Linked DNA regions of Homo sapiens: region 2 is linked to region 1. A link is a contact called in ENCODE Hi-C or POLR2A ChIA-PET data. All regions are on one chromosome and are shown on one strand. Each heading gives the region's core, a stretch centred on a gene start or an enhancer-like site at or near the end of the contact. The rest is flanking DNA. Distances are from core to core; before and after follow the strand shown. Region 1 holds the start of ACACB (acetyl-CoA carboxylase beta). Region 2 overlaps CORO1C (coronin 1C).

The links. A loop is a pair of places that touch in the nucleus more often than their neighbours do. ChIA-PET counts read pairs that join two places held with the same protein, here RNA polymerase II (POLR2A). Pooled maps may share reads with other maps.
Region 2: a loop to region 1 is called in a map of gastrocnemius medialis, with 4 times the contacts of the local background. The contact joins the enhancer-like site here to the promoter of ACACB in region 1. A Hi-C loop is called at or near these places in 1 of 168 maps with a recorded cell type or tissue (gastrocnemius medialis) and 2 of 50 pooled maps. POLR2A ChIA-PET finds 5 or more read pairs at or near these places in 3 of 52 experiments (HEK293, HepG2 and activated T-cell).

The regions. Positions count from the first base shown.
Region 1 is chr12:109,114,872-109,118,227 of GRCh38, forward strand. It overlaps ACACB (acetyl-CoA carboxylase beta), which reads left to right and starts at 1,716. Exons shown (of 53, transcript NM_001093.4): 1 at 1,716-1,833.
Region 2 is chr12:108,689,627-108,692,982 of GRCh38, forward strand. All of the region lies in intron 2 of CORO1C (coronin 1C), which reads right to left. Among named protein-coding and RNA genes, the nearest start is that of CORO1C, 40 kb to the right of the region's middle. RefSeq lists enhancers at 1,777-2,056, 1,847-2,528, 2,007-2,301, 2,529-3,210. Within about 2 kb of position 1,850, at least 41 of the 41 ENCODE cell types and tissues checked have a DNase peak (open chromatin) inside an H3K27ac peak, as active enhancers do; they include gastrocnemius medialis, where a contact is called at or near this core.

The sequences.
Region 1 (3,356 bases), core at 466-2,965:
AAAACAAAAAATGTAACTTGATACCTGTGACTTTCTGAAACTAACAGCTGTTTGAAGAAATATATTTCTATTACCGTTCTTGTGTTTGATGGAAAGAGTTTATGAATAACTTTGGTTTCAAGCCTTCCAATTATATTCTGGAAAATACCTGTGTCTTAAAGAGATAGTGTCTAGGGAGAACTGAATCACTGCAGAGTTCTTCACCTGTATGTGTGGGTATGTCTAGTCTTTTTGCAAGTAATGAATTTCATTAGAAAGATATTAAGTGCTTGTCATGAGCAAGCCCCTGTGCCAGAAACTCAATATAAATCATTTCATTTTCTCACCCATATGGTGAAGTAGTTGATGAGGACACTGAAGCTCAGCCATTTGCTCAAAGTCATGGCTAATGGAGGGAGGATTCAAACCCACATCAGCTTGATTTCAAAGCCTAATAGTCCTGCCACTGTCAACACCCTGCCTAGATCATGATTATTTGGAATCACTGGGAAAGAATTTTTTTTTCATGAAGTTAGAAGCCTAAGAATTTTTTTCAATGGAATTTTATAAAAATGTCCTTGAATCACAGATGGCTCTCCCTGGAAACATAGGTTTGTTTGAGAGTCACCTCTTTTATTGTCTTAATAAATAGACTAAGAGCCATCACAAGGGCTACTGTGGCTAGAGAACATATGACTCGGGCCGGGCATTGTGCAGGCATTTGACCTGCATTCCTTCACCCCGGTTCCTGTAACATGTACCTGGTGCTGTGGGGTTACAGCTGATAATGCTGAGGTTTCCAGAGCACATGCTTCCAAGTCCAGTGGAGAAAATCCCAAGAAGTCCAATATTCAATGACTGTTCCTTATTGCAAAATAAGCCCAGAAACAAAGTAGCTGTGAACAGGCTGCACCAGCCCCAGCAGCAATTTCCATTTAAACCATTTTGCACAGATCCCGTGCTCAGCGCTCTCGCCAGTTTCTCCACTTGCTGTTTAGTAAGGCCATCATTGTTGGCAGGAAGTGGGTTCCACCTTCCCTGTTGCCTGAGCACAATGTGCTCCTATGTGGTCTCCACTTTCCTGCTGCCTAGTTGGCTGGGCTTCTCCAGCTGGGCCTTGGAGGCGACCTTTGTCCCACATGCCAGCCCTCCCCACGTTGCAGAACACTATGTAACTGCAGCGTGTGCTGAATTTCCTCTTCTGTGCTCAACCCTAGCAAGAGCCAGTCAACCCTGAATGAGAATGTGGCAATGGAGCTGTTTTTTTCTTTTATCCCCAAGTCACAAGAAATTGGAAACATTCCATTAAGTGGCGTGATTTGAGAGGGTTTCGCCAAATCTTTTCAGGGGAGAGAAGCCAGGTGACCTGATAGCGATCACCTTCCCATTCACGGTTTTCAATGGGGGCTTGTTTCTCAAATGACCAACACCTGTAGGCAGTTAATTTTCAGCATGTCACAGGAGGGCCCAGATGACTTTCTGCCTACTGCTTACGACAACATGGACTTTAGATGCCTCATGGCTTCAACAGCTAAGAATTATGAAATAAAGCGAGTTATGGGATTAAAAGGCAGATAGCAGAACTCTCCCAGGAGTAGCCAGGGCTGCACAAGTGGTTTGACGTGGGATCTTTCTCATCTTTGCCCCGGGTTGTTGCTGCTTTGAAGGTTAAGTGCTCCAGGGATATTTTTAAACAGCAGGGGCTGATTAATCTAAAAGTGACATTTGCAGTCCCCAGAGTAAGCAGCTAGCAGGCTTAGATTCAGGCCCTCAGCAAACAAGGAACCTGGAAAATGTAACCCTGAATGCACGGTGGGGAGGACATGGCAAGAGAAAAGCGGCAGGAATAAAGTGGTAAGTCAGCTCGCCCCTCCCCGGGGTCCGGACCATTCTGCCAACGTCCAGGTAAATTCGAACCCAATGTATAGTGAGAGCAGACCCTGTCTGAAGGCATGCACTTGGGGTCCCCGGGGAAAAACGACTCCCGTCATGTTTGAAGGAAGCTAATCAGAAGAGCTCGAAATGTAACGCAGATGAAAGAGAAGGGCCTTTCTTTGCTTCTATAAATGGTGGTGTGGATCCCTGGACATGCTCCCATATAAGTTCCACAACGTTTTATAAACAATTCTGTTTTTTGCCTCCAAAGCTACTGTCTTAAGGAATAGTATTCTGTTTCTGTTTCCTCAAATGGTTGTTCTTTTTTTTTTTTTTTTTTTTTTTAAAGCAGACTAAGGCTGGGCACGGTGGCTCATGCCACCCAGCACCTTGGGAGGCAGAGGCAGGTGGATCACTTGAGGTCAGGAGTTCGAGACCAGCCTGGCCAACATGGCGAAACCCCATCTGTACTAAACACATAAAAATTAGCCAGATGTGGTGATGGGCACCTGTAATCCCAGCTACTTGGGAGGCTGAGGCAGGAGAATCGCTTGAACCCAGGAGGTGGGGGTTGCAGTGAGCTAAAATTGCGCCACTGCATTCCAGCCTGACTGACAGAGCAAGACTCTGTCTCAAAAAAAAAAAAAAAGAAAAGAAAAAGAAAAAAAGGAGACTAAGAGTAAAGCGTTTGTAGTGGTCCTATATCCTATATTTCTAGGAAGACATGACTTTCTTTCAATGTTGAAAAAATGCATTCCAAAATAATATGCAAGTTAAAAAGTCACTCAGCACCGTGCAAAAGTCTCCTTGCTGTTATTCCTGTCTAACCCTCCTCCTCCAGGTAGCCACTGTGCACATTTTGGTATAAACCCCCCAGACCTTTTATTCTGTACACTCACACTGTACACAACTCTCTCCCTCATGTCTATTGTGATTACTTTTATTTTTTAATATCAATGGGCATCCATATAGGTTGGGTGACCAACCATCCCACTTTGCCCAGGACCGGGGAATTCCCGGGACATGGGACTTGCAATTTAAAAACTGAAAGGTGAAGATATTATTATTATCATTATTATTTGAGATGGAGTGCTCACTGCAAGCTCCGCCTCCTGGGTTCACGCCATTCTCCTGCCTCAGCCTCCCAAGTAGCTGGGACTACAGGCACCCACTACCACGCCCGGCTAATTTTTTTTGTATTTTTAGTAGAGACAGGGTTTCACTGTGTTAGCCAGGATGGTCTCGATCTCCTGACCTCAAGTGATCCGCCCGCCTCGGCCTCCCAGAGTGCTGGGATTACAGGCATGAGCCACCGCGCCTGGCCAAAGATATCATTTTATAAATTGCATGTTTCTGCTAATAGTGACATGGAGTTCTTTACAAGATTTCTTTTTATGACTTCTCCAAGTTTTAAGTGGAAAGACCCAGCCAATCCTAATTCATGTGATTTAGAGATGAAAATATCTCTAATCTGTAACTTTCTTTCAGAAGCTCTTAAGAGT
Region 2 (3,356 bases), core at 600-3,099, 430 kb before region 1:
AGATGTAAGGGCCTAAGAGCCCCCACCCCATCCTGGGGAAGGCAAACAAAGATACTTTACATGACCTGACTCAAAGAACAGTTAAAAGATTTCCACATTGTTCAAACCCCTACCTAATATTCATCTAAGTTTTCATTTTAGGAAAAAATGAGTATCAAAATCACTTTATGTGCCCAAATTTCAATCATAACTTATTTTTGGCTTTGGGTGATACATACTGAGAATTCTTCAACTCAGCAAGGAGAATGTTAAGTCACACATGTGCTCAGAAGTAGAGGAAAAGTTTTCAGCCCAAGCATAAGGGCTCCATTCACACTGTGCAGAGTTCAAAGGAGTCAAAAGCGTATCTATTGAAGTGGGTTTTCCATTTTTTTCAACTTCCTTTTTCTTATGACAGTATTATTTATGTGGATACATGTTTTGTTTGAATTTCTTAAGCCCCTGCTGCTCCACGGGGAGGAGCTAGAGTGATTGTGGTCATGGGACAAGGGGACAGCGGCATGGAAAACAGAGACTCAGCAGCAGACCAAAAAGACGGGTGCACACAATATATGACTTGTGCACAGGCTGGTCCCTGAGAGTGACAGCTCATGGCCCAGGAATAAAACATTCTGAGGAGGCTTTACTTTAAGGGAACCAGAAATACCATCCTTGAGGTAAAAGGAGGTGCTCTGGAATAAACCCTACAGATTGAGTTACCCTGTAAGGTAAGGTAAGCTAGAAACAAAAGCTGCTGGGGAGAGGGAGTATGGGCCTACAGAGACTTCACCTGCCTGTGAGTAAAAAACAGCAGTCTTTTTGGACAGAAGTGAAAATGCCAAGCAAATAATTTTTGCATCACAGATCCTCTCTAAAAACTGGGTTTAATACTGAATAGACCATATTTTAAAATCAATTAAGAACTTGAGGGAAGTTATTGTAAAACTACAAACATTTTATTATCAGAAAGCAAAAACACGGAAAAGTTAACATTTCCTTACTCAACCTTGCCCAAATATGCGATAGCAACCAGAGTAGCTGTATTTCCTAACTTCCTGACTTAAAGAATTTATAAAGTGAAAACCTAATGCTTTCTGCTCATTATTGCAGACAAGTAATTCCATATGATGCTTCTGGGCTGAGAACAAATAAAAACTTGGAACCCAAGATGAGGTAGAATCTAGTTAAAATAAAATTGAGCTAGAAAGCAAAAGCTGAAAAGCAGAAGAACTACAGATGTAAATGCAATATGGAAAATTAAAGCATTCAATATCAAATCAGAAAATAGAGAAACTGGTTGTCTAAGCCCTCGTAGTAAGCAAATGACATTGGAGATTGATCTACTGAAACCCTCTGTGAACGCTGAAGAGCTCCAGGGCTAACCCTTCCCATTGCAGCTCTGCATTGGTTTAATCCACAGGTCTCAGAATGAAAATCCACCCTCCTTGGATGGTGGAGATGATAAATAGAAAAATATTACAACTTTTTTTGGGGGGTGGGAGGGGCTAATGCCTTGGGCTCCATGGCTGAGTCAGTTCCACACAAGCAAGAGGACTGCAGTATAGACTCAATTCAGTCAGCCAGAAATGAAACCCAAGTCACCGTTCCTCCAAGAAAGCAGACATGTGTCCCATCACATGCCCTCTCAGCTCATTCTTCCCCAGACTCAACTCAGGTCCCACCCCTAATGGGCGAAGATATTCAACTTGGCAGGAGCAGATGATTTGCTACATGTGGTTATAAGGTGGCTTCTGGGCAAAACCGTGACTCCAGAAATGTGTTCATGACACCTTGAGTTTATTTCAGAGTAATGTGTGTTCAGATACCTTTCTTTACCGGAGATACAGCAGCTTTCCCAGACTGGGGTTACCATGTTTACACACTGAGGGCTTCTGCTGGCAGCAATTGTCAGCCTGCTTAGCACAGACTGGCACGCTCCACAAACCCAGTAAAGAGTTAAACGTTCTTTGCACTTGACTCAGTGGCTTCTCTTCACCACACACTCCCAGATCCCACCATTCTCTGAGCCACCCGTGCAGCCAATCAAAGCAAAGGAAGGAAATTATCCTGGCCGGCTGACAGCCACAGCGCTCTGATGGCCATATATGGTAAAAACCACTGTCAGAGCCCTGTCAGGCCTGCGGGCCGGCTGCTGTGGACATATCAGTGAACTGCAGCAGCAGGAGAAGCTGGCCAAGGAAACGCACAAAGGCTGCCTGCTCATCTCCAGGGGAGGGGGTGGGGTGGAAACCATCATCTGCCAGGGCACACATTCAGTGAGTCACAGCCACTCACTGTCATCAAAAATAGCCCCGGGGTACATTGGGAAGTTCCTTCTGCCAGGACTTTGTGCTCCATTGTTAACTGGGGGTGAGCAGGGTGCCCACCCCACCCCTCCCAGCAAAACTGTGGATAACACAGTCACTAGGAGAAAATGAAAAGGCCCTTCTGTGGCACTTCATGTGGTAATGAGGCCAGGCCGTGCTCGTGTGGCTGGCAGCTCGTGACATAATTTGGAAGTCATTGTTCTGCACCTGGTGCCCTCCCCCTGCATCCTCCACCCCTCCCAGTCCTGTCCCCCAGCTTTTCACGGCCCATACACTTGGCAGTTGAAGGTGCTCCAGGCATCAGACAATCTATTTCAGGAGGCAGTGAATGGGCATCCCACGACATGTCAGGACACTGGCTGGCTCTGAACAAAATCCTCTGCCCCTAACACCAAAGCTACCAAGTGCCAAATGTCCACATCTGTACAAAGGGCTACCGGCACTGCCACTGTTGTCTAAAACAGAGTACCACAATGTGTAGAAATGGAAATTGCCTGTCAGCAATGCACAGTAAGGCAGACATGCAGCCAATGCAAATCCAGCAGGTGCTGGCAAAGACTGTGGATCACACAGAAAAGCACTGTCAGGAGACTGCCATTCCCTCTCAAGTAGCCCATGAAAGAAGGCACTTATCAGCACGGCGCCTGGCACTTAAAGGAAGCCCTCAACAAATGTGAACTGCTGCGATTTCATCACTGTCACTGTGTCCTCACAAGGCATGGTATAGACCAAGTACTTTCCAAACCTAAGACAATTCTCTGAGCTGACAGAATGAAAGCCCTGTCAAGTTACTGTTTTTGTTATTAAACTCTCTAATCCCAGAGAAAGAATGCAAAGGATTCAGTGTCCATTAGACCACAGCTTTTTTTTTTTTTTTTTTTTTGAGACAGAGTCTTGCTCTGTCGCCCAGGCTGGAGTGCAATGGTGCTATCTCAGCTCACTGCAACCTCTGCCTCCTGTGTTCAAGCCATTCTCCTGTCTCAGCCTCCCGATTAGCTGCGATAACAGGCGTGTGCCACCATGCCCAGCTAATTTTTGTATTTTTAGTAG